2 separate regions of the Homo sapiens genome follow, and region 1 is linked to region 2. Evidence: chromatin loops called from intact Hi-C (ENCODE). Cell type or tissue: MCF 10A. All regions are shown on one strand. Links, peaks and the distances in the headings refer to the core of each region. The heading gives the core; the rest is flanking DNA. Region 1 has its middle 190 kb from the start of KCTD3. Region 2 has its middle 92 kb from the start of CENPF.

Region 1 (9,054 bases), core at 334-8,333, 680 kb after region 2:
GTATCTTTTGCTTTCACCTGTCAGCTACTATTATGCCAGAATACAATTCTGGATGAAAAAGTCTTCTTATTCTGGATGTCAGGCCTGAAAAGAAAAAAAGCATTGTAATTTTCTCTCTCTGACTTCTTTTTAAATAAAGTATACCTGGGCTTCCAGAGAAACATGTGGTCCAGTTATTTTTGATATTGCCAAACTTGCTCTATTGTAAGGCATGAAGAACAGGGCATTTTATGCCATTTTTAAAGGCCTTGCAGAACATTTTTGAAAAAAGATAAAAAAGTAACTTCGGATTCATAAAAGATTAACATAAAAAATTTTTGGAACAGGCAAAAAATAAGTGCTAAATGGTTACACTTAGTTTGCATTTCACAAACCATTGAAATTGGTTTTCCAAACAAATCATTATATGAAAGGATGGATAGCTAGATAGGTTCATTGTTTTTTTTTTATATATATCTCTGAACTGACTGTCCAAAAAGACTTGTTAAGAAGGAACTTACTAATCACTTATTACATATTACCCTAATGCTATGCCTTCAGTATTATAATTATCAGGGTCTGTATTTGGCATATTTTAAAGTCAGATTTACCATTGATTGTTTTCTCCCTTCAAGCTAATATTTGCTAGCATTTAATAAATGCTTACTATTTGCCAGGCACAATGCTACGTGCCATATATATATATACACACACACATACATATGTGTGTATATACACACACATGTGTATGTATATCTCTATATAGTACTCTATACAGTACTCTCTATATAGTACTCTCTATAGTACTCTATAGTACTCTATATAGTATATCTCTATATAGTACTCTATATAGTATATCTCTATATAGTATGTGTGTATATATATATACACACACACATATACACACACATATATGAATACTTCTAAATTCTTATTCTTGGACCTATAATGTTGGTACTATATCCTTTTCTCTAGGGTTTACATAACAATGCACCACAAACCAGGTGGCTTAAACAACAGAGATTTATTATCTCACTGTTCTGCAGGCTAAAAGAAGTTCAAAGTCAAGGTGTCGGCAGGGGCACGTTCTCTCTGAAGGCTGTGGCAGAAGACCTTCCTTGCATGTTCCTAGTTTCTAGTGATGGTGTTGGTCCTTGGTGTTCCTTGGCTTGTAGATGCATTACCTTCATCTCTACCTCCATTGTTACATGACATCTTCCTTGTGCGTCTGCTTTGTCCACTCCTTTCTTCATACCAGGACATTAGTCTGGTTGGATTAAAGGCCCACAAAGACCCTATTTCCAAATAAGGTTACATTAAGTTAATTACCAGGGGTTAGAACTTTGTCTTAGTTCATTTTCTGCTGCTCTAACAGAATACCATAGACTGGGCAATTTGTAAGGAAAAGAAATTTATTTCTGTTTTGAGAAGCTAGAAAGTCCAGGAGCATGATGACACCAGCACAATGTGAGAGTCATCCCATGCAGAAAGCATCACATGGATATGAGAAAAGAGAATACTCCTATCCTATTACTTAATTACTTATTATCCTATTACTTATCCTGTTACTTAATCCATGTAACAACACACTCTCATGATAACTAACCTGTTCCCACTTTAATGACATTAATTCATTCTTTAGGGCTTTTTCCTCATGACCTAATCAATATTATTAGGTTCCACCTCCCAATACTACTTCCTAAGGGATTAAGTTTCCAATGCATAAGCTTTTGGGGGAACATATTTAAACCATAGCATTCCACTCTGGCTTCAAACTTCATGTCCTTCTCACAGTGCAAAATACAATCAATCCATCCCTATGGTCTCAAAAGGCTTAACTCATTTCAGCATTAACTCAAAATTCTAAAGTCCAGAATCTCATTTTAAATCAGACATGGCTGAGACTCTAAGTGCAATTCATCCTGATGCAAATTCCTCCAGCTTTGAGCCTGTAAAATCAAAACAGTGTACTTGATTCTAAAATACAATGATGGGACAGGCATAGTGTAGACATTCCCATTCCATAAGGGAGAAATAGGTTAGAAAAGAGGGGTAACTGATCCCAAGTAAGTCTAAAACACAACAGGTCAAACAACACTAAATCTGAAGGTTCCAGAATAATCTTCCTTGACTCTACATTCATCTTGCTGGACACCCTGGGTTGAGGAGGGAGTTGAGCCCCCAAAGCTTCAGACAGCCCTACACTATGGCTGTGCTGGTCTCATTCCACGCTTCAGTGCTCTTGCATTGGAGTCTCACGGCTGCAGCTTTCCCAGGCTAGAGTTGCATGCTGAGACCCCTACAGTTCTTTGGTCTTCGGAGTGGCCCCACTTCCATGGTCTCACTACGATTTGTCCTCGTAGGGAACCTCTGCCGCAGCTCTGCTCCTGAAACAGTTTTCTAGCTGGGCCCTTAGGCTCTCTGTGACATCCTTTGAAATCTACATGGAGGAACCCATGTCCCTATAGCTGTTGCATTCTGTGCATATGCAGAATTAGCACCACATGGATGCTGTCAAGGTTTCTGGCTTGTATGTTCTGAAGTGGCAGGTTGAGCTGCACATGGGGCCACTTAATCCATGGCTGGGGCAGGTGAAGAGTGCTGTGCCAGAATGCAGGGAGCAGAGACCTGAAGTGGATCTGGGAAGCAAGTCCCCTAAACAATTCTGCTCCTCTAGAGCCTGGGCCTGTGATAGAAGGGAAAACTTTGAAGGTATCTGAAATGCCTGCAATGTCTTTTTACCATTATCTTGATAATCCCTGTATTAGTACTAATCTCCTTAGCAAATCGTTGTGGGGCCATGACTTTGGTTTTCTCTCCTGAAAATTCTTTCATTCTCTAACACAGACTGAGTTTTCCAAATCTTTCTGTTGTATTTTCTTTTAGATTATAAATTCCATCTATAAGTCATTTCTTTCCTCTTACATCTTACTGTAAGTGATGAAAAGTAGACACACAGACTGAATCCTTCATTGCTTAGATATTTCTTTTGCTAGATATGCTAGCTCATTACTCTTAAATTCCACCTTTCATTAAGCCTCCAGGCATGAACACAGTTCAGCCAAGTTCTTTGCTACTTTATAGTAAGGATGGCCTTTACTCCAGTTTCTGATAAGGTATTCCTTATTTCTGTCTGAGACTTCATCAGAATATCCTTTACTGACCATATTTCTATCAACATTCTAATCATGACCACTTGAGTGATCTCTAAGGAATTCTAGACTTTCCTGGCACTTCTTGTCTTCTTCACAGTCCTCACAAGAATTACCCCTAATGCTCCATTAATGGCAATCTAGGATTCTTCTAATCTGCTCTTTCAAATTCTTCCAACCTCTGCTCATTACACAGTTCCAAAGCCACTTCCACATTATCAGTTATTATTATAGCAATATCTCTCCTCCCAGTACGAATTATCTGTCTTAGTCCATTTTCTGCTGCTGTAATGGAATATCACAAACTGAGAAATTTATTTAAAAAGAAATTTTTTTTCACAGAATGGGAGAGGGAAGTCCTGGAGCATGGTGCCAGCACCTGGAAAGGGTCATGCCATGGCGGAAGGCATCATTGGTGAGTGAGGGTGCAAGACAGAGAGAGACACCAAGGGCCAGACTCACTTTATAACAACTCAGTCTCATGATAACTAATCCACTCCCATGATAATGACATTTATCCATTCTTGAGGGCTTCATCCTCATGACCAAATGACCTCTTGTTATGCTCCATGTCTCAATACTATCTCAACGGGGATTAAGTTTCCAACACATAAACTTTTTGGGGACACATTAAAACCATAGCAGCCTTCAACATATTTTTTAGGAGTGGGGCACAATTCAACCCACAACACTAGTCAAACTTCAGTATCTTCACTCAACTTTTCTTCGGCTTTTTGAAAGTCTTTCCTTCTCAGTGCCATTCCACCCTTGGCCCCACTGCTGGCTCCACTACTACCTCTGCACCACAATTCATGTGGTAGCTTCCTCTGAGCTCACGTGGCTATCACCTCTGAGCAGAAGATGGCTGTGCTGCCCACATGTGCTGATCTTGACAAACCTGCCAGGGATGTTTTCACCAAGGGCTATGGATTTGGCCTAATAAAGCTTGATTTGAAAGAAAATTCTGAGAATGGATTGGAATTTACAAGCTCAGCTTCAGTCAACACCGAGACCACCAAAGTGAAGGGCAGTCTGGAAACCAAGTACAGACAGACAGACCATGGCCTGATGTTTACAGAGAAATGGAACACTGACAATACACTAGGCACTGAGATTACCATGAAGAATAACACACATGGACTGAAGCTGACCTTTGATTCATCCTACTCACTGGGGAAGAAAAAGTAAAGCTGACCTTTGACTCTTCCTAACCTGGAGACAAAAATGCTAAAATCAAGACAGAATATTTGTGGTAGCACATCAACCTGAGCTGTGACATGCATTTTGAAATTGCTGAGCCTTCAATCAGAGGCTTTCTGGTGCTGTGTACAAGGGTTGGCTGGCTGGCTACCAGATGAATTTTGAGACTGCAAAGTCCCAAGGGACCCAGAGCAACTTTGTGGTTAGCTAGAAGACTGATGAATTCCAGCTTCACACTAATGTGAATGACGGGATAGTGTTTGGTGGCTCCATTTACCAGAAAATGAAAAGGAAGTTGAGAGCACTGTGAATCTTGGCTGGACAGCAGAAAAATGTAAAACTTGCTTTGAAATAGCAGCCAAGTATCAGATCAACCCTGATGCTTGCTTTTTGGATAAACTGAACAACTTCAGCCTGTTAGGTTTAGGATATATTCAGACCCTAAAGCCAGGTATCAGACTGACACTGTCAGCTTTCCTGTATGGTAAGAACGTTCAGGCTCACAAGCTTGATCTAAGACTGGAATTTCAAGTGTAAGTGCATGCTGTATAGTTGTCTAATTTAAAATTGTTTTGCAGCATAAGTATCTTCATAATTTAATGTATCTTTTAATGTCATATTTCTGGGATGCAGGTATTGCTAAATATCATCTTAGGCCTCTGGATTAAAAATGATTCAGCTTTAAGGTATTACCCTTTCAAAGGTACAGAAGAAACTCAATTCCAAAAGAAGGTCTTTTCGGCTGCAGAATTGGAGGGAACTTGGCTTTTGTAGAAATGCCAGATTTATTTTTTATGTAGAAATGTTTGCAAATGGAAGCTGACAATATAGAGGCACTTTGTAAATTCATAGTGAGTAAATGAATAAAATTATGGTTTCCTAAGAAGCAAACCTTGGTTTCTTAACCCTAATAGATGAGAGGCTCATTGGTTGATGGTGTGTACGAACTCACCTGAAAGGGACTTTTTTAGACAGATATTCATGACCCTTTCCCCATCTCAGTTCATCATCACCTCTTTTACACCAAAAGGTCTGCAGGATGTGGTAACTGTTTATTTTGGCCATTTAGGAGTAGAGAGGATGAATGTGATGAAGCCAGTAATTCAGGACTTAATTCCTTCTCGTGTTGTGGTTTTTTGCCCTTGCACCAGAATATGAAATAGCTTCCAGGAGCTCCAGCTATAAGCTTGGAAGAGTCTGTGTGATTTTAATCACATGGTAACAATACTCAGAATCTAAATTGAATTTCTGTTGTATTGTCACCACTCCATTTATTTTTTAGTAGTTTAATGGGTATATTTTAAAGTCTTCCATTTTTTGTGGAATTAAATCCTCCCCTTCAAATGTTGCAATTGACATTACTTAAAATAAAACTTGAACATAATATTGAAACCTAAAAAAGAAGAGAGAGAAGGTTTTTCCCTCTCTGCCATCTTCCCATTCCTGTTCCTACTTCCCAGCTTTATGCTATGTCCTATTCACACAGAGTAACATACTCTATAATCAAACTCTTTTCTGGGAAATCTAATTAAAAATTCATGCTAAAGAATTACTTTTACCCAAAACAACAATTAAGACAAAGTTTTAGTATTTTATTCAGTGCTTTAATTACAAGGGAGTAGTTAATCAAAATTAACCAAAGATAAATTTATCTGACCCACTATTTTATGTTAATATTCTATAGGAATGACTTTCATAGGTCAAATACAAATAAAGAACTATATATTTATGTCTCACCACAATGAAAAGTTGTTACAATAATCAGAATTTCAAAAAGCCACACAGGCTGGTTTGAGAGCTCTCATATAGTGCATTCTGATTCCTTTTTACACAATCAAATGAAAGATTAGCTCATATAGGTTTATACCAGGCAACTAGATATAATAATGTAGATCTCTTAGAAAATAATCACCTGTTTTTAAAATTTGGGGAATATCCTACACTCCCTGATATTAGAGGGAGAAACTACAGTTTCTTAATCCATTTTCAAAGTTTTAATTCATTTTTGTGGACCAAGTAATAAGCCAGTCCCTCTAACAACATTGGGTTGGTAATATCTCAAGCCAAAACAAAGTAGTCTTACAAAGAATATTAGAAAAATTGCAAACATACATAAGCAGTTTAAGTTGCTAAACTATTACTATAATTCTGCCTTGAAATTGAATCAAGCTAACTTCTGGCCATATTGGAGTAACAGCTAATGGATTTACCTTCTTCTCCATAAACTGGAAAAATTAAATAAATAAGAATTTTAATACACTATATAGCAGGTAGCATTGGATTATAATCTCTAAGGAAAGGGAAACAAAGTAAGCCCTATGATTGACGTAGCTTCCTGCCTAGAGGTGCTTTCCTGGCAGCAGCACTGAGAGTCCAACACTTGGGATTGCCAAATAGAGCTTGGCCATCCTGCTGAGTTTCTGATAGAGGTCAGAATTCAAGGAGCTCAGGTTTAATAGAATGTATGGGCAGGCTATCAGAGAGAAGGAAGCCACAGAGAGGTATAGCTCCAGTGATCTCCACAAGTATTCCTTCAGGTCTTTTGTCTGAGTAGTGATCTGAAAATACTTTAAAAGAAACATTGTGGGAAGAAGCAGAGCAAGATGGTGGAATAGAAGGCTCCACTGAATGTCCCCTTGCAAGGACGCCAATTTAGCAACTATCTACATACAAACACACAAAAATACCTTCACTAAGAACCAAAAAATCAGGTGAGCACACATAGTACTTGGTTTTAACTTTATATCACTGAAAAAGGCATTGAAGAAATAGACAAAACAGTCCTGAATCACCAACACAACCCCTCCCCTGGCCCTGGCAGTACCAGAAGCCTGGTATGGAGAGCATCTCTGGGTGTTGGGAGAAGGGAACACAGCCACTGTGAGGCACTGCACTCAGTGCTGTCCTATTATAGCAAAAAGAAAAACAAGACCAAACTCCACTGACACCTGTCCACAGAGGGAACATTTAAACCAGCCCTAGCCAGAGTGGAATCGCAGATCCCAGCAGTCAGAACTTGAGTTCTTGCAAACCTCACCTCCAAGGGCAACAGTGCCCTGTGTCTCTAAGTAAACTTGAAAGGCAGTCTATGCCACAAGGACTGCAGCTCTTATGAATCCTAGTACTGAACTAGGCCTAGAGACAGTGGGTGGCTTGGTGGGCTGGGGAACACGACCTACTGATATACCAGCTGGAGTGGATAAGGGAGTAGTGGAATCATCCCTCCTCTAACCCCAGGCTGCACAGCTCACAGCTCCAAAAGACACCCCTTCCTTCCATTTGAGGAGAAGAGAAGGAAGAGTGGGGATGACTGTGTCTTGCCTCTTGGATACCAGTTCAGCCACAGCAGGATAGGGCACCATTCAGTGTCATGGGGCCCCCATTCCAGGCCCTAGCTACCAGATGATATTTCTAGACACACTCTGGGCCACAGTGGAACCCGCTGCCTTGAAGGAAAGAACCCCCACCTGGTGGCATTCATCACCTGCTAGATGAGGAGCCCCTGGGCCCTGAATAACCAGCAGTGATACCCAAGTACTACATCAAGGGCCTTGGGTGAGCCTCCGAAGCTTGCTGGCTTCAGGGGAGACTAAGTATATTACCAGCTGTGGCAAGTATGGGACAAAACTCCTTCTGCTTGAGAAAAGTAGAGGGAAAAGTAAAGGGGACTTTGTCTTGCTTCTTGGGTACCAGGGTACCAGCATGGCCACAGGAGGATAGAGCATTAAGTGGGCTCCTGGGGTCCCCAGTTCCAAAACTTGACTCTTAGATGGCATTTCTCATTCTGCCCTGAGCCAGAGGAGGTTCCCTGAAGGGTGAGTCCCAGATCAGGCGGCATTCACCACAGGCTGACTTAAGAGCCCTTAGGACTTAAGGGAACATCAGAAGTAGTCTGGCAGTACTCTTTGTGGCCTGTGGTGGTGGTGGTGGCTATGGGGTGAGCCTTCTTTGCCTTTGTAAAGGGGAGGAAGAAGTGGGAAGGACTGCATTTTGTGGATTAAGTGCCAGCTCAGCTGCAGTGTAATAGAATACCAGGTAGGCTTCTAAGGTTTTAGGCTGCAGTTCCTGACTCCCAGACAATACTTCTGGACCCACCTAGGGCCCAGGGGGACCTCACTGTCCTGAAAGGAAGGACACAGGCCTGACTGGCCTTGCCACCTGCTGATTGTAGTGCCCAGGGCCTTGAGTGAACATAGACAGTAGCCAGGGAGTGGGTGCAGCAGGCCTTGGGCGAGACCCACTGTTATGCTGACTTCAGGTCTCATCCAGCACATAGTGGTGGTGGCCACAGGGGTGCTGTGTCACTCCATCTCCAGCTTTTGATGCCTCAGAACAGAAAGGGAGACTCCATTTGTTTGAGAGAAAGGGAAGAGAACAAGAATCTCTGCCTGGTAAAGAGAATTCTCCCAGAGCTTGTCCAAGACCATACAGGCAGTACCTCTAAGAGTCTGCAAGAACCACGGTGTTACTGGACTTGGGGTGCCTCTTAAAGCAAATACACTTAGATCACAACACTCAAGTCCTTTCAAATATCTGGAAAGTCTTCCCAAGAAGGATGGGTAAAAACAAGCTCAGATAGTGAAGAATACAATAAATACCTAACTCTTCAATGCCTAGGCACCAAAGAACATCTCCTAGCATCAAAACCATCCAGGAAAACATGACCTCACCAAATGAACAAAATAAGGGCACCAGAGACCAGTCCTGGAGAAACAGAGTTGTG
Region 2 (9,054 bases), core at 803-8,802:
TCAAGTGATGCAAAATAAACAACCCTCCCAGCCCGATTTGGAATCAGTTCTACTGCCTTCAAAGTTGAGGCTAAGTCCTCTGAGCTTGAATATATGACAAATGTTTTTCTTTGTTTGGCTATGTTTATTCTCACATCTATTTTTTTTTTCAGTGTTTGTTTCACTGAAAATGATCTATAACAATCTATAACCCTAATTACTTATTGTCTCAGAGCCATAGGACTGTTAAGGACTGGGTAGTATAATTTGTCTCTTTGCCTCCAGTCTGGAATTCAACTGAGCAGGCTGTCTATATATTGCTGTGTACTGATCCCCATCCTTCATGAAAACATAATCAGCTCCAGAGGATACCTAGTATGATATTACTAGCACCATTTTTCTTGCTACCTCATTTTTCGTAATGGAATTTTTACATTTTTTCCAGATCTTTGGGTCAGAGTGACATTTAGTTTGCCCCTCTGACTTCTAGCTGCAATTTTCTTTGTCTGAACTACACAGAGGGAGACAAAATATCCCTTTTTATTGTGGTTAGAGGTCTCACCAAGGAACAGTGGCAGGAATGTAGCTCTAAATTCTTAAATAACTAAGTGATACTTTATAGACAGAGGAGACTTCAAAAATATTCTTCACTGACTTGGCTTGAAGAAATTAACACACTCTTCTATTAAAAAAATTCTGTCTGTACTTAAGAGAAATGTGGTGTTCTAAGTTTTAAATAAATTGCTGGAGAAGGACCTCACCCCAACTTCTAAGCAAGGACAGTCATCCTACTCAGTTTTATTGAGAACAGTGATTTGGATGTTTATTTCTTTTGTTCTACCAAAAAATGTTGTGTCAGTTGTGTTGCAAGAGATACAGAGCTGGCTGGGCTCTGATAAAGCTTATTACGATGGCATGATGAAGAGGAGGATATTCTCCTGGAAAAGCAGGCTGGGACTCTGTGAAGGCCTTGTTAATTCCCTAGAAAAGCAGGCCACTGGGACGCAGTGGGATTCTCACCTTTCCAAGACCAGCAAGCCACTGATATGATTGGCAGATTATTATGTCAATTAAGATTAAAGAGGAATAGATGAAACAGGAGAGAGAAATTGAATAAGAGAACATTTTCTATGTAGAGGGTAGAGATGTTTTATTACATTTTCTAGCTGCTTCTCATCCTAGCCAGTCTGTCCTTCCCTTCAGTATGGAAGATACATGGCATTTCCCATTTTAAGAAATCAAAAAACAAAAATCTAAGCCAAAAGACCCTGAGCATTTAAGAAGAATAGCTAGTATGAAAAAACTTTCTAAATTACCAAAGTATAAACATACAAGATTTCTTTGAGTAGTGAGATTTGGCCGAAATCTTTGTTCAGATTTTATGCAAATCAATTTTGTTTCTTTTCTATCTAGGTTCTGGATATCTCACTATTCACTGAAGCTGGTTTACCATGGGCTGCTCTTTCTGTTATTATGGGGTTTTTATTGCAATTTATAGATAATTCTTAATCTCTACTTCCAAATTTGTAACTGCAGCCCAGATCTCTTTCTTGGACTTTAGATCCATGTATTCGATCCTACTCCACTTGGTGTCCCAATGGACAAGATTCCAGTTGCTTCCAGCATTCCAGTTGCTTAGCCCCAAAACCTGGGAGTCAACCTTGACTCTTGTTTTTCACATCACACATCTACCCAGTCAGGAAATTCTCTTTCAAAATATCTCCAGTCTGTCCACTTCTTAACTCTCCTACAGTTACCATTTGCCACCACCATCTCTCACTTTGATTAGTATTACGCTAGCCACTCAGCAGTTCTCTGCTTCCATCTTTACTCTTTATAGTTTCTTGACCTAGCAGTCAGAGTTTTGGAGCCATTGCAGAGTTTTTAGCAGAGGAGTGACGTGATCAGACTTACTTTTTTTTTTTGAGATGGAGTCTAGCTCTTGTTGCCCAGGCTGGAGTGCAATGGCACAATCTCGGCTCACTGCAACCTCTGCTGCTCAGGTTCAAGTGATTCTCCTGCCTCAGCCTCCCAAGTAGCTGGGATTACAGGTGCCCACCACCACGCCTGGCTAATTTTTTGTATTTTTTAATAGAGACAGGGTTTCACCATGTTGGTCAGGCTGGTCTTGAACTCCTGACCTCAGGTGATCCATTCGCCTTGGCCTCCCAAAGTGCTAGGATTACAGGCATGAGCCACCACACCCGGCCCAGACTTACGTTTTAAAACAACCTCCTTTTTCAAATATCACTGCTATGGTTCAGAGATGGTGTGTTTGGTCCCACCTAGTCTCATGTTAAACTTTGATCCCCGGTGTTGGAGGTGGGGTCTGGTGGAAGATGTTTGGATTGTGGGGATGGATCGCTCATGAATGGCTTGGTGCCATTCTCATGGGAGTGAATTGTCACTCTAGGTTCCCACAAGAATTGCTTGTTGAAAAGAGCCTGGTACCTCCTCTTCTCTCTCTGGGTTTCTTTCTCATCATGTGATAACTGCCCCCTTTTGCCTTCCACCTTGAATGGAAGATTCCTGAGGCCCTCACCAGATGCAGATGCTAGTGTCATGCTTCTTGTACAGCCTGCTGTGAGCCAAATAAACTGTGAGCCAAATGAACACTTTTTCTTTATAAATTACCCAGCCTCAGGTTTTCCCTTATAGCAATACAAGTGGACTAAGGCAATCACCCACTCGGTAAAGCCCACTATAAACACCTGATTTAAATGACAGGCTATCTTTCCTTAGCATTCTCAATGACATTAGCCTGATCAATTTTTCACAGTACTAATTGCTTTTTCTCACAATATGTAATTCACCCATTTATCATGTTTATTGACTGTCTCTCATCCCCCACTCCTGCAGAATGTAAGCTATATGAAGGCAGACATTTTGTCTATTCACTGATATATTCCAAGTATTGGAATTATACGTGGCACACTGTAGGCAGTACATGAATATTTGTTGAATGATTTTAAAATATTTTCTTTGTAACCCATCCAAGAGTCTTCAAACATGTACAGTGAAGGTGACATTCTCCCCCTGCTCCTTAGAAATATTGACCAGGTGCTCTAGCTTTTCCATTTAGAGTTAGATAATAAAAATCCTTGAGACAGTTTTTGCTACAGGGACAGAATTATTTCAGGGCTTTAAATGGCCCACTTCCATGTAATAACAGTCAAATTGAAAGTATTTCCCCCGTCCTAGCTTTTGAGTCCGTAATGAGGAGGAAGCACAAATGGCTCTGGCTCCACATCCCCTGCAACCTAGTTCTACTCCTCCAACCCAGCTCACTAGCCCAGGCTTCTGACTCCTTCAGAATTGGGAAGAAGGAATTAAGGAAATGCACAGTATTCAGAGATTGGTATTTTCATGATATGTTCTTAGTGTTCATGAGGCTTGGCAAATATAAATCCAGATCTTCCCCTTAGGATCCATTTTGCGGGTTTCTAAAAAACTCCTCATTGGGAACCTCCAATGACTAGTCCTGTGATGTGGGATGCGATTGGCCACTCAACACAAACTCTCAGTCTGTGGGCATCTGGCCTCCCGCCCCGCAAGATTCTCTCTGGTAAACCTCTTGAGCAAGGTCTCTTTGAACACGGCTCCAGCCTGGCTCCCACAAGACCCACAAAAGCCGTGGTTAGTGGGAACCTCTCCTCCATCCTCGCCTGTGTGAAAATGCAACTCTCTCTCAGGGGTGTCCACTTTCCCTGAACGCTGCCCCTTAGCCTGGCTGAGCCATGGCATCTCGCCTTTAGACTTTTCAGCTCAATCAGAGACCAGCCCATTAATTAGACCCTTAAGCCTCTCACTAGATCTCAAGGTGCGGGGGGAAAACACCCCTCTTCTTCCCCTTGTGGGAGAAACAGGGCCAGAGAGGGGATGCAGAACATAATTACAGCTTCTCCAGAGAAATTCCTGCTCTTAAGTTTTTCAACTCCAACCCTGTTGGACTCCTGAGATAGGTGATGGACTAGGGATTGACAAATGGGTTGCTGAGTACCCTGTTTGCAAGTCTTGTGGAAGTGCCTGGGGCCTATTATTTTGTTGTCAGCCAATGGGAAGATCAAACAGAGATAGAATGAGTCATATTTCAGCACCCAGCTTATAAGTTTAAGATGTAAAGGTATGAGTTGAGGTTGTCAGGATATCCTCTAATTCTCCCTGTTCCCACACGCTGCCCCATTCCGGGCTCAGAGACTTCGTGTGGCTGGCTCCTCCTTCGTTTCAGGTCTCAGCTTAGGTGTAGCTGTCCTCAGAGGCCTGCTTTGCCCATCCAGCCTAAAGCAGGTCCCTGTTGTACTCTCTCAGCTCCCTCTTCTTTTCCTTCACATATTTATTACAGTTTGGAATCATATATATATATTTAGGTGATTAATTTCTGTCTCCTACACCAGACTATTAGCTATATCTGCTTGGTTCATAGTGGCTTCCCTGGAGCCCAGCACAGAGTTTATTATGGGGCTCATGCTCAGAAATGTTAGGGTATACTCCAATATAGTTTAGAGCTCTTGTCTTGGAGCTCCACTGCCTGGGTGTGGACATCCGTTGCTTACTAACCATGTGCTCTCAGGAAAACCATTTACTTTTTTGTGCCTCAATTTCCTCAGTTGTAAAACTGGGACAATAATAGTACCAAATATTAAGTGTTATATAAATTAATATAAAGTACTTAAAAGGAGTTCATGGCACATAGTAAGTGCTTTAAAAGTGTGTGCTATTATTATTAACTGCATGGGTGAAGCATTGTCTTCTATGTAGTAGAGAAAGTGTTTTTAGGGAATATTCAGTTAACAAAGAACTATCTTTTCACAACAAGCTGAAGAAAACTCGCTGGTGTAGTGCGTTTCAGGAAATAGGAAGTCATCCCCAATACCCTAGAACTGAGAGCTGCCCCTTGTATCACATCACACAGATCTGGGGAGAGAACATTCAGAATAGCAATCTAGTTCAATGGCTCAAGCACAGGCTTTGGAGGTAGACAGATCACGATCAAATCTTGCCTCTTTCACTTAGAAACTGTAATTTTGGAGAGGTACTCAATTTATCTCTGAGGCTCAGTTTATTTACACAGGCATACCTCATTTTATTGTGCTTTGCTTTAGTATGCTTTGCAGACACTACGTTTTTGTCTTTGTTTTTATAAATTGAAGGTTTTGTGTCAACCTTGCATCAAGCAAGTCTATTGGTACAATTTTTCCAACAGCATGTGTTCACTTCATGTTCCTGCGCCACATTTTGGTAATTTTTGCAATACTTCAAACTTCTTCATTACTACTATATCTGTCATGGTGACTTGTAATCAGTTATCTTTAATATTACTGTTGTCATTTTTGGGGGTGTCATAAACTATGCCTACATAAGTTGGCAAACTTAAATGATGAATGCTGTGTTTGTTCCGACTGCTCCACCAACTGGCTATTTCCCTGTCTCTCTCTCTCTCCTGGGGCCTCTCTATTCCCTGACATCCAACAATATTGAAATTGGGCCAGTTGGTAACCCTACAATGGATTCTAAGTGTTCAAGGGAAAGGAAGAGTCTTACATCTTTCACTTTAAATCAAAAGCTAGAAATGATTAAGCTTAGTGAGAAAGGCATAATCAAAGCTGAGACAGGCCAAAAGCTAAGCCTCTTGCACCAGTTAGCCAAATTGTGAATGCAAAGGAAAGGTTTTGGAAGGAAATTAAAAGTGCTACTTCAGGGAATCCACAAAAGATAAGTGAAATAGCCTTATTGCTGATAGAGGAAAAATTCGAGTGGTCTGGATGAAAGATCAAGCCAGCCACATTTCCTTAAACCAAGCCTAATCCAGAGCAGAGTCCTAACTCTCTTCAATTCTATGAAAGCTGAGAGAGGTGAGGAAACTGTGTAAGAAAAATTAGAAGCAAGCAAGGTTGGGTTCATGAAGTTTAAAGAAAGAAACCATCTCCATTGTCGTAAAAGTGCAAGATGAAGCGGCAGGTGCTGATGTAGAAGCTGCAGCAAGTTATCCAGAAGATCTAGCTAAGAACATTGATGAAGTTAGTTAAACTAAACAACAGATTTTCAGTGGAGAAGAAACAGCTTTCTATTGGGAGAAGATATTATTTTAGGAATTTCATAGCTAGAGAGAAGTTAATGCCTCAATTCAAATCTTCAAAGAAGGTGCTGACTCTCTTGTTAGAGGCCAGTGAGCTGATGACTTCAAGTTGAAGCCCATGCTTGTTGGCCATTGTGAAAATCCTAGGACCCTTAAGAATTACGCAAATCTATACTGCTTGTGCTCTAGAAATGGAAAAAAGCCTAGATGACTGCATATCTGTTCACAGCATGGTTTACTGAATATTTTAAGCTCACTGTTAAGACCTACTGCTCAGCAAATTGATACTTTTCTTTTGTCTTTTTAAAAATTTTTTTCTGAGACAGTGTCTTGCTCTGTTGCCCAGCTGGAGTGCAGTGGCATGATCTTGGCTCACTGCAACCTCTGACTTTGACACTCAAGTGATCCTCTGGCTTAGCCTCCTGAGTAGCTGAGACCACACGCATGCACCACCATGCCTGGCTAATTTTTGTATTTTATGTAGGACAGGGTTTCGTCATGTTGTCCAGGCTGGACTTGAACTTCTGAGCTTAAGTGATCTGCCTGCCTTGGCCTCCCAAAGTGCTGGAATTGCAGGTGTGAGCCACTGCACCCAACCGAAATGATTATTTTCAAAATGTTATTGTTCATTAACAATGCACCTGGTCACTCAAGAGCTCTGATGGAGATGTACAAGAAGATGAATGTTGTTTTCATTCCTGCGAACACAATTCATTCTATAGCCCATGGATCAAGGAGTAATTTCAACTTTCAAGTCTTGCTATTTAAGAAAAACTTTTCATGAGGCTACAGCTGTCATAAATAGTGTCACCTCTGATGGATCTGGGCAAAGTAGATTGAAAACATACTGAAAAGGATTCATCATTCGAAATGCAATTAAGAATATTTGTGATTCATGGGTGGAGGTCAAAATATCAACATTAACAGGAGTTTGGAGGCAATTGCTTCCAACTCTGCTGGTTGATTTTGAGGGGTTCAAGACTTCGGTGGAGGAAGGAATTGAAGGTGGTAGAAATAACAAGAGAATTAGAAGTATAGCCTGAAGAAGTGATTGAATTGCTGTAATCTTATGATAAAACTTGAATGGATGAGGAGTTGTTTTTTATGGCTGAGCAAAGACAGTGTTTATTGAGACATAATCTACTCTGAAGTGAAGATACTGTGAACATTGCTGAAAAGACAAAGAATTCACAACATTACACACACTTAGTTGATACAGGAGTGGCAGGTGTGAGAGGACTGACTCTAGTTTTGATAGAAGTTCTACTGTGGGTAAAATGCTAACAAAGAGTATCACATGCTACAGATAAATCTTTCACAAAAGAAAGAGTTAAGTGGCCAGGAACGGTGGCTCATGACTGTAATCCCAGCACTTTGGGAGGCCGAGGTGGGCAGATCACCTGAGGTTAGAAGTTCGAGACCAGTCTGGCCAACATGGCGAAACCCTGTCTCTACTAAAAACACAAAAATTAACCAGGCATAGTGGGTGCCTGTAGTCCCAGCTACTCGGAGGCTGAGGCAGGAAGATCGCTTGAACCCAGGAGGTGGAAGTTGCAGTGAGCTGAGATCGCGCCACTGCACTCCAGCCTGGGCGACAGATTGAGACTCCATCCCAGAAAAAAAAAAAAAAAAAAAAAAAAGAGTCAAGTGATGTGGCAAACTTCATTGTTGTCTTTTATTTGAGAAATTGCCACAGACACCCCAACCTTCAGCAAATACCACCCGGAGCAGTCAGCAGCCATCAGCATTCAGGCAAAACCCCCCACCAGCAAAAAGATTATGACTCACTGGAGGTTGAGGTTATTGTTAGCATTTTTAAGTAGTAAAATATTTTTAAATTATTTACATTTTTTGGACATAATCCTATGGCACATGTAAGAGATGACAGTATAGAGTAAACATAACTTTATATGCCCAGGGATAGCAAAATATTCTGTGACTTGCTTTATTGTGATATTCTCTTTATTGTAATGATCTGAAACTGAACCTAAAATATCTTCAAGGCATGCTTGTATTTAAAATGGGAACAATAGTAGTACCTATCTTACAGAGTTTTGTAAGGATTATATGATTTTGGATACATAGTAGTATTTCACACATCTTAAATTGTTGGAAACAGCTATCATTAATATTTTACTACTAACACTAGTTAAAGCCATACACAAATAGTGGATAAGGACTCTGTACTTTAGAGGTAAATTTTTAGAAATTCCATATAGAGTGTGTTTTTGTTTTTTGCAAGAAGTATAACCTCATTATAAGGAAAACCAAGAAAAAAAGGAATCTCAGTTTCAATCCCTGCTTATTTCGAGTAATATTTACTATGATTAGTTTCTAGTATGTAACATAAATCGGATTGCATATGTGAAGAATGATTAGAATCCCAATCATCCCTGAATTTACAGGCACATGAAGCACCTCCTCATGAAGGCACATAGAACTCTTAGCACTGAAGGTGCCATGTAAGTCAGAGGTACTGGTGGTATCTCAATGAAACCGACTGGAATAGCCTTCTCCGCACACAAATAAATTTCTTAGTTTTTAATCTGGAAAACTTTAATACGAAATCCTCAGTATCTGATTTACTGGGAAACATAAGTTTGAATTACTTTAGAGATGCAGATTTCTAGTTAGTTCTATGATAATTCGGATGACAAAGCTAGATTTCCATTTAGAAATAATTTAATTTACATTTACTTCTTTGAATAACTTGTGTTATTCAACAAATACCCAGTGTATTTTAAGTGGCAGTCGGGGGAAAATACAGTTTACAAAGACATTCTACCTATAAGATTACATCTCTGTTCAGAATAGGCTCAGAGCACGTGGCCTAGGTGCGGCCATTAACAACTTCTTCTTATAATCAATCTCGATGATTAAATATTTTGAGAACATTTGCTTGGTCCATTTCTTGGGCAATTCTTTTTGATTATTGATACAGCTTGGATATTTATCCCTGCTCAAATCTCATGTTGAATTGTAATTCCCAATGCTGGATG

What was found. A loop is a pair of places that touch in the nucleus more often than their neighbours do. Peaks named below come from ENCODE experiments on the same cell type or tissue, not always from the same donor. Only the 100,000 strongest peaks of a DNase experiment are listed, where the experiment ranks them.
Region 1: a loop joins it to region 2, with 1.9 times the contacts of the local background. A loop is called at or near these places in 1 of 110 quality-filtered maps.

What each region holds. Positions count from the first base shown.
Region 1 is chr1:215,372,513-215,381,566 of GRCh38, forward strand. It overlaps the pseudogene VDAC1P10. Among named protein-coding and RNA genes, the nearest start is that of KCTD3, 190 kb to the right of the region's middle. In MCF 10A, for the core only: no CTCF peak of the experiment used is centred there; a DNase peak (open chromatin) is centred at 4,519.
Region 2 is chr1:214,690,893-214,699,946 of GRCh38, forward strand. No RefSeq gene overlaps it. Among named protein-coding and RNA genes, the nearest start is that of CENPF, 92 kb to the left of the region's middle. In MCF 10A, for the core only: no CTCF peak of the experiment used is centred there; no DNase peak of the experiment used is centred there.